Regions from separate parts of the Mus musculus genome. Here regions 1 and 3 are each linked to region 2. Evidence: chromatin loops called from intact Hi-C (ENCODE). Cell type or tissue: heart. All regions are shown on one strand. Region 1 overlaps Casq1 (calsequestrin 1). Region 2 overlaps Dcaf8 (DDB1 and CUL4 associated factor 8). Region 3 overlaps Atp1a4 (ATPase, Na+/K+ transporting, alpha 4 polypeptide).

Region 1 (8,000 bases), 51 kb before region 2:
GGGCTAATTTAATTCTGACTCCTTCTTCCAGTTAGCAGCCCAAGTCTTAGAAGACAAGGGTGTTGGCTTTGGCCTGGTGGACTCAGAGAAGGATGCAGCTGTGGCCAAGAAACTAGGTAAGGGAGGGCAAGGAAGCAGGTTATGGAAGACTGGAGAGGCCCAGGTGGGGGTTTGGGGGAGATTTGAGAGCTGCACATCTATTTAGAGTGGGCCGGGGCATTTGAGATTAGGGGCTATTCTGTATAGAGTCCTGCGCCCCACTCCCTGGATGAGGTGGAACGGTGGGGTGGTAACCTTTCTGCTCATCTAGAAAATAAGACTGGGTAGGGACATGGGCATGGTGGCTCATACTTGTGATACTTGTATTTGAGAGGATGAGGCAGGAGGATTGTGGATTCAAAGCTTCCTGGGCTACATAGTGAAATTCTAAAACAAAACAAAACAAAAGCATGTATGCTAACCTAAAAAAAAAAATGTAGTTAAAAAAAAAAAAAAAAAAAAGAACACAGCTAGGTGTTGGAAAGGAAGGTGAAACCAAGAAATACAGGCATAGCCAGAGAGCCCTTCTGCAAAGTGCTTTTTTGGCTCCTCCCCTCCCCCCTCCCTTCTCCCTTCCCCCTCGGCTTCCTCCCTTTCTCTTAGCAGAGCCCAGATATTACACCACCCGGCCACCAGGCGGCAGCAGAGGCTGGACACCGGATGTGGATGGGGGAAGGGTAGTTAGCAACAAGTCATCTGGACAGCAATAGCAAAGATTCAGCCACTAGATACTTCAGAGTCGCTGGCAGGAATATTTGTCCCTGGCTGTGTAGGCAGAGCAAGGGAGCTGTGTTGCTAGAATCTGAATCTTCCCAGTTTCCTCCCCTCAAACCCTACCGATCCCCACCCGGGCAGGCCCCAGCTTCTGCCTAGCTTTAGCTCCTGAACTAATTTGGGAATGAAGGGTTTAAGGGTTTGTTGAAGGTAGATGGGGCGGGGCAGGAGTAGGGGGAAGGGATGGAGAGGTGGAGGATGAGTCTGCAGGGATTAACAAGTGGGCTGTGACCAGATTAGACTCGGGTTTCTGGGAAGGTTGTCTTCCTCACTCACCTTCCCACCATGCGTTTCCTAGGACTAACTGAAGAAGACAGCGTTTATGTGTTCAAAGGAGATGAAGTCATTGAATATGACGGCGAGTTTTCTGCAGACACTCTGGTGGAGTTTCTGCTTGATGTGAGGGTTCCCCTGAGCCTCATAGCCTTGAAGTTTCCAATGCCCCTCGGTCCTTACTAATCAACCCTACACTCCTAAACACACACACACACACACACACACACACACACACACACACACACACACTCACACACCAGGCATACATACACTATACCAGTTTCCCACATACCACGTGCAACATGTAACAGATATCACATACATATATCATATAGATCAGACACAATGTACACAAAACATATGCATATCACATATATAGGCCCCTATATGTGTGTGTGTGTGTGTGTATATACACATATATATACATATATATATGTGTGTGTGTGTGTATAAAGCACATCATATATATGTGCCACATATACCAGATATAAAACATACATACAATGCATTCTCATGCACACACATGACATACAGCATACATATAGCAATAAAACATGTAATATACAATTTATATTATATATATATGTGTGTATATATATGTGTGTGTATATATATATATATATATATATATATACACCATACACATCAGAACCACAAATAAATCACACATACAACAACATATCACAAACATATACCCCATGCCAAGCAGAAGATACAGAACATGCGTATCACACACACTGCACAACACTCAGACTACACACATACACCATTAACAGGCCACATATCCACCCTATACAAGCATCTCCTATTCTAGTTCCCTGTCTTTCCCCTGTATCTTTCTCTGGGGCCTGTCAGGGACAAAAGGAATGGTGGTCTCAATATTCTTTTTCTCCCAGGTCCTAGAAGACCCTGTAGAGTTGATTGAAGGTGAACGAGAGCTGCAGGCATTTGAGAATATTGAAGATGAAATCAAACTCATTGGCTACTTCAAGAGCAAAGACTCAGAGCGTGGGTAACAGCTCTTTCTGACCCACCTATCCTCCTTGCCTCCCTACTTTGGCCAGTGGCCAAGCATCTCTGGTTCTGACCTCCTAGGCCCCCTTCTTCCTTCTGCACGGTCAGCTCCATCATCTGTCCCTGCACTCTGGGGCATTCCCAAACACCCCCAGCATTCCGCTGCTTCCTCTACAATTCTATTGTATTTTATTCTCAGAGAGCTAGAGTTAGAGAGCTAAAGGGGATGGGTCTCTTCCTGGGACCCACATGTCAAGGAAGACCTGCAGAGAAGATTCCCCTTGGTGGTGGGGGGGAGTGATTCTTTGGCAGACCCTGAACATGACTGTGACTGTCCCTTCCTCCCCCTCAGATTACAAAGCCTACGAGGACGCAGCTGAAGAGTTCCATCCCTACATCCCTTTCTTCGCTACCTTCGACAGCAAGGTTCTCTTCCCTGTGGCTACACTGGCTCTCCCTACACTCTTAAGCTTCCCTCAGCCTACCCTACCAAAATTGATGGGATCTTGGCACCATTTTTCATGCTGGTATTCCCCACCCCAGACTCATGTTCCTTCTCCTATAGAATTGAAGGGAAGGTGGACATTAGACTGTCTAACCCACCTTTATTGTGTTAAACGATGCCCAGAGGAGTGAAGACACTTACCCAGTGACCCAGAGCCACATTTTCTGACTCCTTTTCTGCAACTAGTTCCTTTACACTGTTTCTCACTCAGCTCCCGCTTCTCCTGCTCCATAACTCTTGTCTACTTCCTCAAAGGTGGCAAAGAAGCTGACTCTGAAGTTGAATGAGATTGATTTCTACGAGGCCTTCATGGAAGAGCCTATGACCATCCCAGACAAGCCCAACAGTGAAGAGGAGATTGTCAGCTTCGTGGAGGAGCACAGGAGGTGGGGATTGGCCAAGGTTCCTCCCAGGGCTAGCACATCAGTTTGTGAAGTGGGCTGGGAAGCAAGCCAACCTGGAAGCTACACTGCCCTGGAGATGAATATGCTTGCAGACGTTGGTGTTCACTGATATACCAGTAGGTTCTGTGTTGTATTTCATACCCCAGCACTAAGCTCTGAGCCCTACACAGAGAAAGTCCTCTGTAAATGTGTGTGGACTGAGGGGCTTCTTAGGGAGTGTCAGCCAATGAGTAGAGTACCTGTGTTCGGACCAGGAACTGGGAGGTACCTTCTCTCTATTACTGAAGTTAATTTCTTTAGCATCCTCAGTGAAAGTGGCTCCAGGGGGAAGAATCAGAACTGGGATTCAAGCTTGAACTCAGTCCCTTCTCCTTTGTCATTCTTGACACTAGCAGTTGTCAACGGAGGCACAGGGAGCGGCCTGCGGGGCAAGGGTTTTTGCCTTCCAGTGGCTGTTAGGCAAGGTTTCCAGGACATTTTTGGCTGTGAGGAGTGCTGCTGGTATTCAGTAATTAGAGGCCAGAGATACTATTAACCATCCTCCAGTGCGCACGACGCCCCCTCCCTCGACGTCTGCAGTGCTGATGCGAAGAAACCCTGCCCTATACTCACACAAGTCTCTTCCTTCATGTGACTCCACAACTAGAAATACCCACTCATCAGTCTAAATACTACTTACTCTCGCCCACTAGATTTTGGCCTCTTTCACTGGGGCACAACATACCAACATGGTTTAATCAATACCTAACTCAGTCCTCATAACCTATACCCGCCCCCAACCCTTTCCTGTACTGGGAAGGGAACCCAGGGCCTGGCATACAGGAGGCATGGAATTTTATTTCGAGCCCAGGCTGTCAGCTTTACTAAATGAGTGAATGAAAAAGTAAATGACTCTGCTGATATCCAGTTCTTACCTTTGCCCCCAGCGTCTCTCTTCCAGCCATCCCCTTCCCACTAACCATTGTTTTGCAGCCGTGCCATGTTCTGGGCCTGATGCCCAGAGCTTAGATTTGCTAACTGGCTTTGTTCTGGGCTACAAGCTGTTTATGCCCTAGGCCTGACCCAGAGGTGGCTTCAGCTGTGGGGACCTTCTGGAGGGAGGTGTCCCCACCCACTGAATAGGGACCCTCTGTCTCTCCTAGATCAACCCTGAGGAAACTGAAGCCTGAGAGTATGTACGAGACTTGGGTGAGTGATGACCAGGACCAGGCCCTTGGGGAGCAGGAGTGGGTAAAGACCCGGATCTTAGAAACGGCTGTCCCTGCTCCTCCCTGTGCCCTTAGCTAGGAAGAAAGCCGTGTCTCAGCCAAGGGGCACGTGGGTTGGTTTTTATTTGTTTTGTTTCTGTACCGAAGACCATGTCAGGTCTCAAGTGACAGGCATGACAATGAACATGACAAGGCTGACTCAAACTCTGGAGCTGACAGGATCCCTAGAGCAGAAAGGATGCCATTAGAAAAGTCACCACCGTGAAAACATAAGCTGCCATTCCAGGAGTCAGATTCAAGCAACGGGCAAGGGGTTGGACGGGAGGACAGTAAGGTCTCCCCCACCACCCCCATCCCCAGCTCTAACCCTGCTCCCCTCCTCACCCTCCAACAGGAGGATGACCTGGATGGAATCCACATTGTCGCCTTTGCAGAGGAAGCAGATCCCGGTGAGGAGAGGACACTGGAGCGGCCTGGGGGAAGGGGGTGTATTTGTTGGATCGTAGGCCTCACATGGAAGGCATTCCTGGGAGTTTGCAAGCAGCCTAGGGCTTGAAAGGTGTTGGTGTCGTAGGAGGTAGGGAAATAGGTCTGGACTCATTTCCTGTGTCCCTTTCCTGTCTGTTCCTCCTCACTTTTACTTCTGCTCCCTCCAAGATGGCTATGAGTTCTTAGAGACTCTCAAGGCTGTGGCCCAAGACAACACTGAGAACCCCGACCTCAGTATCATCTGGATTGATCCTGATGACTTCCCGCTGGTAAGAGGCTCTGCTCAAACTGTGTGGTCCTAAGGTGGGGACTTGGGCTGGGGCTCCTTCTTTGTTTCAGAATTCCTCTCCCCACTTCCTAGCTGGGGATCCAGGAAGTATGCCTGCTGCATGCTCACGAGCACCGCAGACACAGAGCATGGGCATCCTGAGCAAAGGGGGGAAGGGGATGGGAAGTGAACTGCATGGGATATGAGATGTGATTCCCGGAGCAGAGGCAGACAGGCAATGTACCAAAGCTGAAAAGCAGTGCTCTGGTGAGAGGCTGAGCACAACACTGCACACAAACGTATACTCAGAGAATCAGCAGATTCCACGTTCCAAGAGATGGCTCTGTTTTCAGCTGAATCCCCAATTTCTCAGGTTTACTGTTGAATGAGCAAACAGGAATGTGGCAAACACTGATGAGTGCCAGGTATAAATACTTATGTTAAGAGATGTAGGAACTGAGCTGGAGAAATGGCTCAGAGATTAGCTGCTCTTCCAGAGGACTTGAGCTCAGTTCTTGGCACCCACGTCTGGTGGCTGTTTCAGCTACAGGGGAGCCATCACCCTCTTCTGGCCTCTGAAGGTATGCATACACATGGTAAACATTCATACATACATAAGTAAAAATAATAAAAATAATCTTATAGATAGATAGACAGACAGACAGACAGACAGACAGACAGACAGATATAGATATGCAGGAACTGAGGACTTTTTAGAGATGTGAATAGCTCAAAGGTACAAGGCCAGTCATAATCAGACTCGGGAACAAAGGAGGGGCTCTGTGCTTCTCCTCAGAAGGGAGAGGCTGCCTTCCTCATTCTTTTCCACTGGGGTTTCTCTTTCACTGATCATCTTTACCTACAACCCAGTGTCTGGTTGCTGGCTGTCCCTCCATGCACTGCCAGCTCCTCTTGCCTCCTCTCATCCCTGGGCTGGCTCTCATCCTCTTATGGACTCGTGTGCTCCTAACCTCTATTAAACTCATGTGTTTGGTTCTCTCTACAGCTGGTCCCGTACTGGGAGAAGACCTTTGACATTGACCTGTCAGCTCCACAAATAGGAGTTGTCAATGTTACAGACGTGAGTTTCCTGTTCTTCATTCACACCTAAGTATCAGGTCATCTCCAACCCAAGTACTAACCAGATTGGACAGGACTGGGTGAGGTTAGGGTGCTGTGACCTCGAGCTGAGCACCAGTGCTTCTCTGTACTGTTAGTTCTCTCAGTATAGTTAGTTCTCTGACTGTCAAGGAAACGAGCACTGTCCAGAAGCAGGAGACATCGGTCCAAGGCTAGACCTGTGGGGTGGGAATGCATGATCTGAGCACGTGCATCATCCACTCACAGGATCCACCTGCCCATTCTTCAGAGTCCAGTCCAACCTTATGGTCCTCCACTGTGTTTTCTTTCAAGTATTTCCCCTATGCCCACCCCCACCCCCACCCCCGCCCCTGAGAGCTCACTGGCATAGAGAACTTGCCTTGGAGCATCCTATCTCTTCTAGTAGATTTTGAACATTTTGAAGGCAGAAATCTTCTGGTGAGCACATAGTAGGTGCTTATTTGTTGAGTTGAACTGAGTAGTGCAGCTTTTGATTTCATAGTATTCGCAGGCTAATGGAGTAGGCAAGTATTTCATTAATTATAAGGCGGGCTTTGGTAAATTTTATAGTAAATAAAACGGCAGCAAAGTAGCGCTTTCTGCTTGAGGGACTGGGAGTAGCGTTAACGATGGAGACCATGGAGTGTATGAGATTTCAATAAGGGACAAATACAAATCTCCAAACTGAGGGGGAAGGGTGATCATCAAAGGTCAGAGGCAAAGCCAGGCACGGTGGCACACACACTGGAAAGGCAGAGGCTAGACTACCACTGTGAGTTCAAAGCCAGCCTGAGCTACATAGCAAATATGAGAGGTCAGCCAGCCAAGGCTATAAAGCAAGAGCACATGCTGGCCTTGAACTCAAAAGATCTCCCTACCTTTACCTCTGTCTCCAGAGTACTGGGATTAAAGGTGTGAGCCATCAAGAGCACACCCTAAAAATAAATAAATAAATAAATAAGAACAAAGACAGCAAAAAAGTGAAATCAGGCTTGGGAACAGACAGGTATTTAAAAAAAAATACACTTTCAGAGTTTAGAAATCACTAAAGCTGGTACTAGAAACTCATTTGCTTGAAAATCTGTGAATGTTAAGAGTTTCTGCTTGGCTGTGTTGGCCATAAGGAGGTACCACTGCTTTTCCATCGTGGATGTGGGAGAGAGGGATGGCTGGTTCCAGGAGCTCAGTGCAGCAACAGTAAGGAAGACAGACAGGAAGCAGGGAGGGGGCTCTAGCCAATGCCTTTTCTTCCCACTCACATCTATCACCATTCTAACGCCGATCTTCACCGGGATAGTTTTTCTCACCACTGAAGGATGCAAGGAAGGGAATGTACAGTAAGGGGGGGCTACGGGGTGTGTGTGTGTGGCAGGTCCAGCTCTGTGTTATGTTCGCTTCCATCCCCTCCCTGTGCCGTGACCTAGGCCGACAGCATATGGATGGAGATGGATAACGAGGAGGACCTGCCTTCTGCTGATGAGCTGGAGGACTGGCTGGAGGACGTGCTGGAGGGCGAGATCAACACAGAGGATGACGACGACGATGACGACGATGACGATGACGATGATGATGACGACGACTAGATGACGAGTGGCCGTGGCAGCCGAGTACCAGCCCCACTTGCTCCTTACTTGTTGTACCTTTCTGCCATCTGTGCCCTTCCCTGGGCTCCTTGGGACACTAGGTCATTCTCTACTACAGGGCCAACTGTGGTCTGCATACAGGGTGCTTGAGGTCCTGGTCTCCCTCTCCGAGGAGAAAAGGAGCTGCTTTTTCTTAGATCCCAGCCCAGTTCTCTCATCTGACTTGCTTCTTCCCCCATACCTTATCTGTTTCTCTTCCCGCCACTCCCCATACTTAACGGTTTGCAAACTCTTCTCTATCCCATTTCTCAAATCTTAAACCTCTCTCACTGTCCTGAC
Region 2 (8,000 bases):
TTTTGGCACTAGAAGCTGCACTTCCAGACAGTAACTTCATTTCTTATCATTCTCTGGAACTATTAGCTAACATAGAAACAGACCTCTCAATTTACAGAGGAACCTCAACTTCCCCCAAACTCCCTCCACCTTCCTTTTCTTCTTAGTATTTTGTAAGTCTGCCTGTCTGTAAACTTTCAAAAATCCAAACCACTTGATCTTTTAGAAATGTATCTCTGGGGCTCAAGAGATGGCCCAGCAGTTAAGAGGATGGGCCGCTCTTTCAGAGGACCCAGATTCAATTCCCAGCACCCACCCACATGGTGGTTCACGGCTGTCTGTAACTCCAGTACCAAGGAATCTAATGTCCTATTCTGGCCTCTGCAGGCACCAGGCATGAAAGTGATACACAGACATACATGAAGGCAAAATAACCACACGCATTAGGAAAAAAAAATTTTTAAGAAAAGAAATTTATCTCTGTAATGATTTTCTGAAAATAATCAAATAAAACTTGAAGTAGCGAAAGTGGTAGGCAGTCCAAGATGATTCCTGTATACTCTCCCATACTCCAACAACACACAGAGAGCTCCTTTGTCCCACTAAAATTCAGGTCTCTACTCTCCCTCAGGGAAGGAAGGTGAAAGACTTCAGCTAATAGTAAAGAGAGTTCTACCTGTTTTCAGCCTCTTACCATTAGCTAAATCTGTTCTCCCATCTGTCGTGTTGGGACGTTTATTGGACATCTTAAATATGGTCGCCAGCCTGGATTTGGGAAGAAGAAGAAAGGAAATTAATTAGAAAAGCCCCTGGGAAAGTCAATAAAATAGACAGGAGATTTAACAGTTCATAGACGTTACCACTTCATAAGAACAAATCTTTTTGTATGCACTTAACAAGACTATCCAGCTAACAAAGCCCACCCTGGCTCCCCTGGATGTAATTCCATAAAGCAGCATACTTGTCGGGAGGGCAACTGCCATCTCTTTCCTTCTTTACCGAGGAGAGAAAGGAAGGAACTAAAGCTTCAAACAGTAGGCATACATCTAATAACATGCTGCCAGCTAAGAACTTCAAATGAACACAGAGCTAGTGATCACAGCCCTAGGAATAAGAACCTACTGTAGGGAAGAGACGTGTGTCCACACACTCAGTGAAGCATTTGTTTTCACAAAATGAACACATGAGTCAAGGTTCTGATCTCATTTCACATACAGATCGATAGATAGGAGAAGAATCAAGCTATTGGAAAAAATCCTGATCTTTGGTCGCTCAGATACATAGTATCAAGCAAATATTATAAGCAGAGCCACGTGGTAGTGCATCAGCACCCAGGGGAGGCAGAATCAGGTAGATCTCTGTGAGCTCAAGGCCAGCCTGGTCTACAGAGAGAGCTCCAGGACAGGCTGGGGAGGGCTACACAAAGAAACTCTGTTTCAAAAAAACAAGAAAAAAATTATAAGCAAAGATGGAATTTGAACCCAGGAGTATCTTACCATTAAGAAATAACCTTAAGTCCCGACTTAGGAGACACAGGCAGGCAGATTTTTGTGTGCCAGATTGGCCATACAAGGTGTATAAAAGAGAATTCACATTAAACCATCTCAGCTCATCTTACACAGTAGCAAACATCGCTTCAATGAACTCTACTTATTTTCACCAGACTTACACCTCTGTAGCCAAGTCCGTGTAGGGAACATGTCTTATTTCTTTTATGCTATTATAACTCTCCCACCCTCTCCAAGGCCTTATTGTCACCTCCAGCAAACTCCAAAGAGCAAAGAATAATATGATTCAGGCCAGAGTTTTGTTTAGCCCTTTCAGTGTCTTGAACAAAAGGCAGTGGTAGAAGACAAAGTATGATTATGATCCAAGACTAAGTGCCCAGGCACCGTCCTCCAATCTTTCAACAGCCCTTTCATTCCCCGAACAATTACCATAGGATCCCATCCTTATCTGCTCTCTACTTCTCTCCTTCACTGAAACCTATGCGGTTTCATTTTTAAAAAAGAAAAAAAAATTGTTCTCTGCAGAGACAACTGCCCAAAACTACTGAAGCAGGCCACCATGGGGAAGCAGAAATACTGCAAAAACAAAACCACCACCACCAAGAAAACAAAAAGAAATCCCAGCCCTGAATCTGAGCCAGCAGCTGAGGAGCAATGAGGAAGCACAGCACAACGCAAGGTGTGAACGGTGGGCAGGAACAGGAGCTATGTCTGGAGAGACTATCTTCTTCCTTTCACTTGTTTGAGACAGGGTCTCACTCTGTACCTCAGGCTGGCCTCAAATTCACAGGGGACTCTTCTGCCTAGATCCCCCAAGGCTTGGATAACAGCTGTGAGCCACCATAAATTACTTCTTTTCTCTTTGATATGTCATTTTAAATAAAGACTAATGTATGAGTTTTTTGCCTGTATGTATGAATGAATGAATGAATGTATGTATGTATGTATGTATGTATGTATGTGCACCATGTATGTGCCCCGTGCCTGAGAAGGTCTGATGCTGCTGCTGATTCCCCTGGAAATGGAGTTATGGATGATTTGTGAGCCACCATGTGGATGCTGACAAATGAACCAAGGGCCTCTGTAAGTTGTGTTTAACCTGAGTCATCTCTCCCATGCCATGTAGATGTATTCTGATAACGTATTTCCCACACATCTCTTGGCTTTGTCTCTCAATAGTCACTATATTCTTTAGCATCTCAGTAATTTCCCCACTCTGAATCTACAGTTTAAAAACTAGACTATGTAAAAGTCCTAAGAAATAAGGAAAGTTATTCCATTACTGGTCATAAAGCAAGCCACTGTTATTATGGTAAAGTAAGAGTAGATGACATATTTTTCCACTTCTAGAATTAAACTGTCTACTACATCACATTCTACTCCACTATTATCCATTTCCAGAGGATAAAACAGCAGCTCCCCAAAACCATTCTCATAACTAAATAGCATCAGGAGGTCCAGAATGTGTGGACTTGTTATATTAAAGCTACCTGTTTTCCTATTCTCTATGATGACCTGGCTCTGAGAAGTGGGGAAAATGAGCCATAATGTCCAACTATATCCACAGTGGACAGTATAGTCTTTTAGAAGAGAAAATGGCTTATGGGTCTTAAAAAAAAGGATCTTTTTGAAGTAAAGTTGACAGACCTCATTACTAAACTCAGAACCAGAAAACCCTGTGGATGCTTATGTAAACCACAGCAGATATTTTACATTGTGATATCCAATAAAAGTTAAATTTTAGCAAAATCAGTCTCAGACTAAAAGGAAGACCGCAGACAGTGGCGGTCCACACCTTTAATCCCTGCACTCGGGAGGTGGATCTCTGTGAGTTCAAGCGCAACCTGACCTGGTCTACAAATCAAGTCCAGACAGCCAGGGCTATACAGTGAAATCCTGTCTCGAAAAACAAAAACACAACAACAAAAAAAGGGAGAAGTTCAAGAACTCAGCAGTTAATTTTAAAAAGGTTAATTTTTCTAGAGTGAAGCCAGCAGTCCACTGTACCCTGACAAGCTCGTGACCACCACTGGACCTTGCTTTCTTCATCTGTAAAATAACAGACTGAAAGCTGGACATGGTAGCACATGCCTGTAAACCCAGTGCTTAGGAGGTGAAGGCAGGCCTATGAATTCAAGGTTATCCTCAGACATGTAACAAATTCAAAGGCTACATGAGACCCTGTTCTCAAAAAACAAAGAAGACAGAGTGTATCTAACTAAGTATCCAGATGGCCCACACTGTAAAACATTCTGAGAATTAACATGATCCTCAGTTTCAAATTTTAGAGCATTTCAGATGTTCTTATTATTTATATGAAAACACTAGTAAATCTAGGCTTGAAGTACTGATGAGCAGCAGAGTGCTTGGCCAGCAACTATGAGGCCTGAGCTCAACACCCAATGCTGCAATAACCAACCATCTAAAAAGCCAAAACAGAGAACGCTTCTAGTCCTGACCATTTTAGGCAAGGGATATTCCATCTCTACCTATTCCAGAAATATTATACCTTAGAATTTTATGCTAAAATGTAGCAGAAAGGTGCAGTGAACAAAATGTTATTAATAAACTTCAGTGTAAATTGTGAGCATTTACCCCCAATATGTATGCATGTATAATCAGACTGCATAAAATATTAAGATTCAACAAACATGGAAGCACACATTGGTAATCCCAGCACTTGAGAAGCTGAGGCAAGAGATTTCCAAGAGTTAAAGGCAAACCTGGGTTACACAGAGTAACAGGCAGTCAAAGCTACATAATACAACCCTATCTCTAAAGTGCAAAACAGGAGGGCTGGAGAGATGGGTCACAGCTTCAGAGCACCTGGGGCTCTTTCAGAGGATCCAGGTTCAATTCCCCATCAACAGGAGACACACTAGCTCACAATTGTCTATAACTCTAATTCTAAGGAACAGGATGCCCTCTTCTGGCCTCCACAGGTAACAGTCATGCATGTAATGCACAGGCAGGAAAAACACCCACATACACAATAATAAAAATACATTTTAAAAATGTAGCACAGGCCAGGAAGATAGTAATGTTCTTGACCCCGCACCAAGCTTACAAGTCTGAGTTTGATCCCTGGAATGCATATGGTGGACAACTCCCACAAATTGTCCTCACACTTCCACAATTTCATCATAGCACATACAAAAAAATAAGGAAAATTTAATAACTTTTAAAAGGTGTGTTAATTTTTCTAGAATATATACCAAACAAATATTTCACCATTCTTTTTCTATACACTACTGGATCATCTTATATATCCTTTAATGTGTGTATAAATTCTCATTTTAGGAACTATTTCTCTAGAAAACCAAGAAACTATGGGCTGAGGAGAGGTTTAGTGGGTAAAGTGCTTGCTGCATAAGTGTTAAGAATGTGTTCAAATTCTCAGGCCCCACAGCAAAAGCAAGCTATGGTAGCTCACATCTGTCACGCCAGTGTTCCTAGGAGAATGGGAGTTGGAGACTATGAGAACTCCCAGTAGCTTGAAGCCTAGTTAGCCCAGTGTACACAGTTGCAAACAACAAAGACCCTATGCAGACAAGGTGGAAGGCGAGGAAGCCACCTGAGGTTGCTTGCCTCTGCCCACAACAAATGATGTGGCATATGTGTTCGTTCTCTCTCTCTCTCTCTCTCTCTGTCTGTCTCTCTCTCACACACACACACAAATTATGACAATAATACAACTACTTTTGAGAGAAGCTATGATTCTCCTAAGTTTCAGTCAAAATGAAACATAACCAACTCAACTCTAGTGTAGAAGCTACAGTGACCGCCTGCAATTCTTATATTGAAAACATTTCTGATGTGACAGCATTTAGAGATGGAATCTTTAGAATACAATCAGTTTTAGATGAGGTCATAAAAATGGCTATCCTTGTGATGGGATCTGTGACACTGTAAGTGACAGGTTTTTTTATTTCTCCCTTCTCTCTGGCATGTGAGGGCATGATGAGGAGGCAGATACATATAAGCAAGAGGACATCCATGACCAGAAACCATGCATAATGGTGTTCTTAGACTTTACCCTTTAGAATTGTAAGAAATAAAGTTCTGTTGTTTAAGCCAGCAGGCATTAGAATTTTGGCATAGCAGCCTGAGCCATTTTAAGACACTGTCTAAACTAGAGCAGGCAGAGATGCTACAACTGTGCCGTACAACTTAAACACCATAACCACTGCAGAATCTCCTCCATTCACCAACAAAATAACTATCATTGAGTCAAGCCCAAACCATCATTTTCATTTTTCAATGTTTTACATAACCCAAAACTCCACTGTTTCCACTGTGATCAATTAACATGTCAAATCTGGTCCAGAACAAACCATTCTGAGCTGAGAGAGCTGATGAGGTCACTGTCTCAGGTAGTTGGAGGAGTTTAGATTAGCTCTACTGCCTATACTCTAAAAATAACCATGACTCCTGCCAAAGTGAAGGTTAAAGAGTAAACTGTTTGAGCATGAGGGTGGGGGTGGGGTATTATTTCAAGTTCATTAGTAAATCCCAGCCATCTAGTTTGTTTTAATAATAACAACACCTTAAATTTTTAGTTAACTATATGACAGAATAATAACTAAAAATCATGCAAAAAAACCCTGAGAATCTCTTACTTAAAAACTGTTGGGGCACACATACCTTTAGCCCCAGCACTCAAGAAGCAGAGGCAGGTAGACCCTCTATAAATTTGAGGTCACCCTGGTCAATAGAGTGAGTTCCAGGACAGCTAGGGCTACACAGAGAAACTCTGGTTCAAGAAAATCAAACAAACAAAACAAAAAAATAAAAAAATAAAAAATAAAAAGGAAAAGAAAGAAAAGAAAAGAAAAGAAAAAAAAAAGTCAGGGCCTCCCTGATGCTAAAAGATCTGTGTAACAAACTGCACGTGCTAGACTTCGGGATATCATAATGTAAACAACCTCAAGCCCTCAGCTGTATAAGTCACAAGCTAGAAACGCGGTGTAGCATGCAGATGGATGCCAGGCCACATGCTTAGCAACAAAAAGCTGTAGGTTCTATCCCTAACATCCCTAAAAGTAAATAAATCAAAGAATTTGCACAACTTCACAAAGAAAACACTGGAGATAATCTTTATAAACTTTATGATTAGGTAACTATTTCTTAGGATAGGAAACAATCACAAAGTTTTAAAATAAATAGTTGGAGTTATCACCAAAATTGAAAGTGTCTCCAAAAGACTAGACAATGAAAAGATAAACTATAGAGTGTTAAAGAGATATCTATGAAACAAACAGACGGCAAAGGACAGCAACCTAAATGTATTCAACAGCCTGCAAAGCCCAGTAGATGGGCCATACCTTTATCACCAAGAAGGCAGACCTCAGGAAGTCAAGGCTGGCCTGGCCTAAATAGCAGGTTCCAGGCCAGCCAGTGCCTCAGAGTGGCAACAAACAAAAAATTCCACACAAAAAAACTTATTACAACATATAATGATCATTTTAGAAAGATTTTCAACATGATCAGTAATTAGGGAAATAAACTAAAACCACTATCAGACTACTCTAACTATCTTCAGAATGGTTAAAAAACTTGAATAAGGAAATTTTACTTTATATCAAATACAGACAAGACAAATTAACTAGAAGTTTCATATACTGTTAGTTGAAATATCAGATAGTACAGTCTATTTGTAAAAAACATTTTGGCAACTTCTTAAATAAAATATAAATTTATCACATAATCCAAGAGTCTTATCATCTAGGCATTAACCCTACCTCCAAAACTAAAAATGTCTGTCCACAGAATAGCAAACCCTACAGCTGTATGCTTCAGTAGTATCTAGATGCATTTAAAACACTAAAAATAATTAAATGTTCCTCCCCTGCGTCAGAGATGAACATACTGAAGTATGTCCACACAGGCAGACTACTAAGACACAAGAAGCAGGAATGAGCTAACTGTGACAAACTGCAACAGGGATGGAGCTTGGTGTGTCATGCTATGGGTAAGAAACTCAACTCAAAATATCAAATGCTACTGGGTTACCACAGGATCCCATCTGTGGTACTTTCTGTAAAAGATGAAACTGTCAGACAGACATCACCTGCCTCAATGTTCGACAGCGGCAGTGAAAGAGAATGTAACTGATCACAAAGCACAGAGACGCTTCAAAAGTAATGGTGACATAATGTTCTATGTCTCAAATGCAATGCTGTTCTAGAAATGCCTGTGTTTGTCAGAATAGGCAACCTAAAAACATAAATTTTACTATATGTAAATTACACTTCAATAAATATAGTATATAAAAAGTAGGTAAAGGAGTGAAGAAAACAAGTCACGGAAATTGCTACACAACAGATAATCCCTAATGATTAAGCACATTCGATTTGAAGCTGGTAAGCTATCACAGAGGTTAAAAGAACACAATGCTCTTGCGGATCACAGTTTAGTTCCCAGAATCCACACTGGGTGGCTGACAACCACCTATAACTCCAACTACTGTGGGATCCAAGGTCTCTGGCCTTTATGGACACCTACACTACCCAT
Region 3 (8,000 bases), 84 kb before region 2:
TCCTATGACTGCCTTTTAACTTCTCCTTCCCATCCCAGGTAGACAATTCCTCCTTGACTGGGGAGTCAGAACCCCAGTCTCGCTGCCCTGATTGCACTCATGAGAACCCTCTGGAGACACGGAATATCATCTTCTTCTCCACTAACTGTGTAGAAGGTGAGTATTGTATATCATCTGCAGCCCAGGCTCAAAAAAAAAAGAGGTGGAAACACATGGCTTTTAAAACCTTCTGTTTTCTAAAGGTTTCGGGGTAGGAAGACAGTATCAAGGTTGGCTTCTCCATCACTCAGGTGCTTAATGACCTCTGGGGGTGGGGATGGGGGGGGGTGGTCAAAGACATCATTTCCAAATTTGTATACTGTTAATAAAAAAACTGCTACCCATCGATTGCTTTTGGACTAAATGACATTAAATGCTTAGCACAAGGTCTATTACACTGTAAGCATCCTGAAGTTGTTGACCATGGTTTGAACTGGTGGAGAAAATAGCACAGAATAGAGGGACATTATCCATCTCTGCCAGGTCACTCTTCTACCTCCTTTTACCTTCCAGAGGAAGCTACCAACACTGCAAGCTTGAATTATCAGAGCTGTCCCTCAAACTCTGCCATTCAAACACTGGCTTTGTCCCTAGGATGAAAGAAAGGCACTCCTGAGCCAGCACTCACATCCTTCTCTCCTTTGCCCTTTGCCCTTAAGGAAACCCAAACATACTCCAGAGTCTACTTGCAAATCATCATTAATGCTTAAGATCAAATGTCTTAGTGTCTGAAGATGGGTGCTTTCTATGGAATATATAAATGTATATAACTGTAGTGTCAAGCACTATAAACAGTTTTTGTTCTGACTCTCACAATGTCACACACAAAACTCTATGAAGTCCATAGAAAGTACACGCTCACCATAGTTTAGAGTATGACCCAACAGAGAAGAGGGAGACTAGAGATTCTAATGAAAGTCTGTCTCCAAAGCCCACGCTCTTGCCTCCACTTCCCACGCTGCTCTACACAGAGTGCTAACGACCTCTCTTCATTAAATCGCTTCATTTGAAAATGTCTTAATAAGAACAATAATGTTCAATATACACTAAGGGAGAACCCAACCAGAAAGAAATTATATCATTTGATGTATACACAATGTATAAAACATAAATATTGAATGTACAGAAAAATACAAATTAGCAAGACTCCTCTTTTTTAAAAAAAATGCTGTATTTTAGCTGTTATGTTTTAGGAGAAAATTTGCTCAGGTTTATCTTTCTGAAGTAGGTTTTTCATCAGCTAAGTCTAGGCTGCTGACAAGCGGGTTAGGCAAGAGTTGGTGAAGGTACTCCAGCTGAGAAACAAGGGTCTATCTGAGAGAAAGGGGGATTTAATAGGAGACAAACAAAATCCTAATGTAGCCAAGAGGGTAGAACTAGCTAGATAGGCTAAGGGATTTTGTTTTGTTTGTTGAAATATCTCAGGTCTTGCTATGTAGCTCTGGCTGTCCTGGAACTTGCTATGTAGACCAGGCTGGCCTTGAACTCACAGAGATCCCTATGCACCAGCTCCAGAGTGCTAAAGTTAAAGAAGTGTTCTACCATGCCTGCCAAGCTAAGTTTTGTACAAGTTGCTACGTAATAGCCTTTGCCTTATACCAGTTTCCCCTTTAACCTTCACCCCAGACCAATTTACAAATTAGTAACACAAATACAGCGTTATCCTGTCCCCAGCCTTCGTTACTATGGTCCTTGATAGGCAGTGGCACAAACCTCTCTCTTTGTGTTCCCATGCTTCCAGGGAACCCGATCTCTCTCTGATGACACATGCAAGGTGTACGAGGGAGGGAACAGTCTGTCCTAAGACACAGGATATTTGCCCTTATCAGTTTTCTTCCGGTTTGATGCTAACCTGCTCCATCTCCAGACACACAGGGAGCATTTATTACATTTAATCATTTCTAGCTAGATATGTGAACAGAATGGATTTAAACGACACGACACTGTAGCCATCTTATCAAAATACAAAATACCCATCTTATCAAAAATACAAAATCCTTTCAGTATCTTTCAGTCATTTTATTACTTTCATAAAGGTTTAGAGAACCTGTCAACCAGTTCAAAGGTTGTCTGCAGTGTGTTTTACATTGTGACCCTTGCCAGAGTCTCCTTCCCCATAATACTGGCCTAATCCATCCAAGAACTCTACTATTAGATTCTTTTTTAAATAGTTTTGTGTATGTGTGTATGTGTGTATGTGTGTGTGTGTGTCTGTCTGTCTGTCTGTGTCTACATATGTGTCCTACATATACTCAGGAGCCCAAGGAAATCAGAAGAGGCAATCCCTCAAACTGCAGTTAGAGACGGCTGTGAGCCACCATGTAGGTTCTCAGAACCAAGTCCAAGTTGCCTGCAAGAACAGTAAATCCTCTTAACCACTGAGCCATCTCTTCAGCTCCATGTGCCTTGGCTGTTGCTGAAGGCAATCTTAGAACTGGAGACCACCAGCTACCCCGCGCCCCTGTGCTAGTGGGATCTGCTCCTACTGAGACACATGTATGATTTTACACTGACTGTTTGATCTTTTATTCACTGGAATAAAGTTGAGTGTCTACCATACATCCAACCGTGTTCTAGGCTTTTTCAGAGATATTTGATTTCACAGTTTTGTGGGTTCTTTGTTGTTTCTCCTCTTCCTCCTCCTCCTCTTCCTCCTCCTCCTCCTCTTCTTCCCCTCCTCCTCCCCCCTCCTTTTCAGCCTCTCAAATACTGGGTTTCTAGGTGTAACTCACAGGATCTGCACTGTGCTTCATCCCATGTTTAATAAGAGGAAGCCATAGTCTTAGGAATCATGGAACTTTATCTTGGGGTGGGGGGAACTACTTGTTTAAAAAGTTGATGGTTCAGCCTTGTGCCCTTCTGCTTCTGAGATGAAAGTTCTTTCCATGGGTTTCTGTCCTTGGTCATTCTCTGACTTGAATGGTAGGAACAACAGGCTCTATGGGGCAGCAGAAAGAATGGTTTTAAACAATCTTGTTTCAAAGTTGTGGGTGAGTGTCCTGTACCATGTGTGAGTAAAGTCAACTACATAGGGCGCAGAGCTGGTGGGGGGAAAGGCCCTGGAAAGGCTCAGGGCACAGGTGTTATGGCTGGTGCCACCCAGCAGAGGTCAGACTAGCTCTAGTCAGAAAAGCAGGGAGGGGGCTCCTCAAATAGTGACACTGAGGACTGGAGAGGTCTTTGTTCTGAGGGAGCACTGTGGGGTGCTTAGCAGCCTGTGGCTTGCACCCTTCCTTTTCCTGTCTGCACAGAACCCCTAGGTCTTACTGTAGGGATTCCCCACCAGTTCCCCATAACTCACTCAGTCAAAGTTTGCCACGAACTACCTCAAAATAGCATCAGATGAGAGCTCAGTCCCATGAGACTCTTCCTACTCCAGTCTCTAGTCCAAGTAATAGGCTGTCATCCATACTTCTGACAGGGTGGCTGTGAACTGCGATTCCCAGGACTTTTTCCTTAAGGCTCTCAGAAGTCAGGGAAGCACGTGGCCTACATTTTGCACTCATTACAGATGATAGGAGACAAGTGAACAGGCAGATGGGAGACACACACAGGGCCTGGGATGTGGGCAGAGATGTGAGGTTTCTGTATCCTGAGTATGCTATCCTCCAGACATCTCCATGTGTTTGCCAGGCTGGAAGCTCTCCAAACACAGTTGTCTTGGCTTTTAATGGATGTTTTATTACATAGACGTGACTGGTTATATCATTTGCCATTGGTAATCAACTCAACCGTCAGCCTCTCTCCCCATCCTGGATGTTGGGTTGTAGAGCTGAAAGCCCACCCTGTAATCCCATAGCTGGTTCCCCTGGCAACCTCCTCATCCAGTGGCTACCCAAGAGCCCAAGAGTTGCCTCATTAAAGCAAAAGGTTCTCTTACCACCTAGGGATTCTATGGAATTTAGAAGCTCTCTGTCTGATATTCCTATCATGCCAGAAACTATAAAGTGTCAGGAACCTACCATGATAAAAAAAAGATTCTCCTAGCAAAACAACCAAAAGATTTTAGAAGTTCAATGTCAGTAACTGGGGTGGTGATACCAGCCCAGGCAATCCTTACTCTACCACAGTAAGGAGTTATAGTGTCTTTCTTCATTCACAGGAACAGCTCGGGGTATTGTGATTGCTACAGGAGACTACACAGTAATGGGCCGGATTGCTTCCCTGACATCAGGCTTGCAAATGGGCAAGACCCCGATTGCCACCGAAATCGAACACTTCATCCATTTGATCACAGCTGTCGCGGTCTTCCTCGGTGTTTCATTTTTTTGGCTCTCGATTATCTTGGGTTACACCTGGCTGGATGCTGTCATTTTCCTTATTGGTATCATTGTGGCCAATGTGCCGGAAGGGCTGCTGGCCACTGTCACTGTGAGTAAACAAGGGTGGGGAGGGGTGACCTCTGAGCAGACAAATGACCCCAGGGAAAGGAAGTGTCCCTACTAACACTTGTTGTTAAGGAACATCTGAAGTGAGGGGTATCCCTGAGATACATAGAAGCGTCAGAAGCAATTTAGTTCCCACGAGCACTGCACTGCCTTCCTCTACCTGTGCCGCTGTGACTACTCTGTCTCCTCCGTGAAAGAGGAAGCAAGATGCAACAGAGAAAGGATCATGCTCCGGTCTCAGGTGCACTGGCTGTGTCGGCCAAAGCACTTAAGATCATCAGGCCTTGTGCATTTGTTAGTTTATAGAGCAAGATTAATTTAGGATTACTGAATTCCACCATAATGGACTTCGAGGCCACTTAAAATCAACCTTTGAGCCAACACTGGATGCCCTCTATAAAAACCCATGGAAGATAACTGTGGTTTGTTTCTGAGGGTGACTGACATAGCTCCTTTGTCTCAGCCCCGTCTTGTTCTTAGCTCACTTTAGTTAAACTGAGCAGAAATATGATTCCCTGTTCCATCCTGGTTTTCCCAACCAGAATAAGCTGGTTCTTTGTGTCCTAATGGCCTAAGCCCTCCACCCCCATGACAACCATCATGACTCCTCAGATTCTCCAAGTAATCCCTTAACCATTCTTCCTATGACACGGTCTTGGCTCTCTGTCTTACTAATAACTTGTTTGGGAAACTTGTTGCTCTAGTTTTGTTTTGTTTTTTTTTTAAGATTTATTTATTTTATGTATGTGAGTACATTGTAGTTCTCCTCAGACACACCAGACAGAAGAGGGCACCAGATCCCATGATAGATGGTTGTGAGCCACCATGTGGTTGCTGGGAATTGAACTCAGGACCTCTAGAAGAGCAGTCAGTGCTCTTAACCACTGAGCCATCGCTCCAGGCAGCATATTCTGGTTTTTCTATAGTCATCTTAAAATAGAAATAAGGATAACATTTAGGGTGTGTTAGGACTAGTTTTAAAATGCTAGGAACTAAGGATATAGTGTAAATAAATTGTAATTCCATAATTGGGATTCTATACTTACCTATTCACAGCACAATAGTTTGTTAATTTTTAAAAACCACCTTAGCTTCCATTTATGATTTTAAAACAAATGTTCTGGTTTAAATGATTTCCCCGGGGGCTTTTCAGTACTGTGACATCCTTTCCCAATGTCATTACCATTCCCTTCTGCCCAAACTTTTCAGACACTATTGGCAAGATGCCCTATCCATACATAGCACTGTATACCACAGTAAAACGTGACCCAGCGATGTGGTCCTTGTAGAGAGCGGATCTGAAAGACAGGGAGTGGTCTGGGATGGAAAAGAGGCTCCTGAATGAAAGATCTAAATGCGTCCCGGGGAAGGAGCCTGTGCTCTGTGACAGACACAGGAGTGAGGCGCACACTGAAAACTCTCGCCATAGACCATTTCCTCAGCATCCCTTACAGAGATCACAGGTGGGATTTCTAAAGACCGGGTTAGAGTAAAAGGGAAATAAAAATAATCAAATTTCCAAAGCAAAACAACCTGACCGGTCTCCACCTCGATTCATTCTTTCCCCTTTCGGTGGCCTTAGGTGTGCCTGACGCTGACCGCCAAGCGCATGGCTCGCAAGAACTGCCTGGTGAAGAACCTGGAGGCCGTGGAGACGCTGGGCTCCACGTCCACCATCTGCTCAGACAAGACGGGCACCCTCACCCAGAACCGCATGACAGTGGCGCATTTGTGGTTTGATAAGACTGTGTATGAGGCCGACACCAGTGAGGAGCAAACCACGGGTAACAAGTGGCCCTGGTAGCCAAGAGCGGAGGATTTGGGGTGGGAAGTTTAGGCGATAGATGACGCCAGATAAACAGGAGAGAGCAGGATCGTGGACAGAAGCGGGAGTGTGGGGGCCATAGGAAATATCACGCCGGGCGATGGTGGCACACGCCTTTTTTTTCTTTTCGGAAAACCAAAAAGAAAGAAAGAGAGAAGAGATACCATCTCTGTGCAGTGTTTAGGTGCGAAGATGAAAGTGAATAACCCCTGCTGCGCGCCTTATGTAGCTGAGAATGAGCTTGGCCCTCCCAGTCCCCCTGACTGACCTCCCCCTCAACGTCTAACCCCTTGTTTTAAACTCCGTGTGTTTATAGCTCTTCCTCTTCTTCTTCTTCCCTAGGGAAAACGTTTCCCAAGTCCTCAGACACCTGGTTTTACCTGGCTCGAATCGCTGGCCTCTGTAACCGGGCCGACTTTAAACCCCATCAGGAGTCTGTTCCCATAGCTAAGGTATCAAGTTGAAGTGGAAAGAGGGCACCTCAGTGACTAGTATCACCTGTCTGTCCCCTTCCAGAAAAGTCTGCTTTTCAGTGGTTTTCTACACATACCCTTCCCTCCCCGTTCTGCCTCTCTGCTTGTCCGGATGGTATACCCCTGGGACTTACTGTACACTCCCATCCTTGCAGCGGGCAACAACAGGGGATGCTTCCGAGTCAGCTCTCCTCAAATTCATTGAGCAGTCTTACAACCCCGTGAGCGAAATGAGGCAGAAAAACCCCAAGGTGGCGGAGATTCCCTTTAACTCCACCAACAAGTATCAGGTACAGAACTGACAAAGGTGGCGGGAGAACGGTGGGGGCCATGGACTCGCCAGTGGGGGGAGCTATGCCTTTGCCTCCAGCTTTGGAGCAGGGCACTCGTTCAGGAGCGCTGGCATCCCAACTAACAGGAAGGCTCACCACAAGGAAAGTGACAAACGCTAAGGAGAGAGAAGTAGGTGATCAAGGGAGAGAGTCTGAGCAGAAGGCTCACCCATGTTGCCTGCAAAGAGAGCACGTCATAAAATGCTAAGATGGGCAGAGGCAGCTGAGGCAGGATACTGGGAGTCTCACACAGCTATTAGTCTAAACCAGTGTCTGCTATGAAATTCGCCAGTGTAGACAGCTTATACCCCCCTTCCCTCCATGAAGTCCCTAGGGCAGCCATCATGAGACAGTTAGGAGTCGAATGCACGTGTGTCATATTTTTCTCTTTTTGTTTGTTTTTTGTTGTTTGTTTTGTTTTGTTTTGTTTCCGAGACTGGTTTCCTTTGCGTAGCCCTGGCTGTCCTGGAACTCACTTCCAGGGTTATATTTTTCACCTTCAAAAACATTGATTCATTATCCAGGTAGGTGAGGGAGAGAGGGTGAGTGATGGTCGGGGATACAAATAAGGAAATCCAAAGAAGCTACGCATGGTGGTTCATATAACCTCCACCTATTACCTCAGCAGCTGAGAGAGGGCTGAGGCAGAAAGATTACTCTAAATTTCAGGTAAATTTGACCTATAGTATGAGAGACCCTGTCTTAAAAAGGAGGAGGAAGAAGAAAAGAGGAAGAGGAGGATGAAAAGGAGGAAGGAAGAAGAGGAAGGAGGAGAAGAAGGAATAGGAGGAAGATGAAGAGGAGGAAGAGGAGGAGCAGTAATAGTCCATGCCTAGGGATGGGGGAGGGGATGAGAATCCAAGCTAACTTCAAAGAGGATTTCAGTAGAAAGTAGAGTCCCCTTGCTGAGGCTGGAGGCAGCCTTAAGCTAGTTTGCTCAGGC

The links. Hi-C counts contacts between places; a loop is a spot of excess contacts. Peaks named below come from ENCODE experiments on the same cell type or tissue, not always from the same donor. Only the 100,000 strongest peaks of a DNase experiment are listed, where the experiment ranks them.
Region 1: a loop joins it to region 2, with 6 times the contacts of the local background. A loop is called at or near these places in 9 of 42 quality-filtered maps.
Region 3: a loop joins it to region 2, with 4 times the contacts of the local background. A loop is called at or near these places in 10 of 42 quality-filtered maps.

The regions. Positions count from the first base shown.
Region 1 is chr1:172,210,006-172,218,005 of GRCm38, reverse strand. It overlaps Casq1 (calsequestrin 1), which reads left to right. Exons shown (of 11, transcript NM_009813.2): 2 at 32-116; 3 at 1,112-1,212; 4 at 1,986-2,097; 5 at 2,456-2,529; 6 at 2,864-2,994; 7 at 4,155-4,200; 8 at 4,615-4,669; 9 at 4,878-4,978; 10 at 5,984-6,058; 11 at 7,503-8,000. The coding sequence ends at 7,661. Gm17224 (a long non-coding RNA gene) reads right to left here. Exons shown (of 5, transcript XR_865735.3): 3 at 6,120-6,275; 4 at 4,605-5,552; 5 at 4,320-4,444. Among named protein-coding and RNA genes, the nearest start is that of Casq1, 5.9 kb to the left of the region's middle. In heart, CTCF peaks have their summits at 472 and 674 (motif pointing right); DNase peaks (open chromatin) are centred at 685 and 3,055; H3K4me3 peaks cover 869 bases; H3K27ac peaks cover 2,621 bases.
Region 2 is chr1:172,158,592-172,166,591 of GRCm38, reverse strand. It overlaps Dcaf8 (DDB1 and CUL4 associated factor 8), which reads right to left. Exons shown (of 14, transcript NM_001357204.1): 3 at 674-744. The coding sequence starts at 725. Among named protein-coding and RNA genes, the nearest start is that of Dcaf8, 15 kb to the right of the region's middle. In heart, a CTCF peak has its summit at 4,420 (motif pointing left); no DNase peak of the experiment used is centred here; H3K27ac peaks cover 1,465 bases.
Region 3 is chr1:172,243,042-172,251,041 of GRCm38, reverse strand. Atp1a4 (ATPase, Na+/K+ transporting, alpha 4 polypeptide) reads left to right here. Exons shown (of 23, transcript NM_013734.1): 7 at 39-156; 8 at 4,142-4,410; 9 at 6,010-6,211; 10 at 6,595-6,704; 11 at 6,881-7,015. Among named protein-coding and RNA genes, the nearest start is that of Atp1a4, 11 kb to the left of the region's middle. In heart, CTCF peaks have their summits at 3,145 (motif pointing right) and 7,059 (motif pointing right); no DNase peak of the experiment used is centred here; H3K4me3 peaks cover 1,296 bases; H3K27ac peaks cover 1,905 bases; H3K27me3 peaks cover 1,189 bases.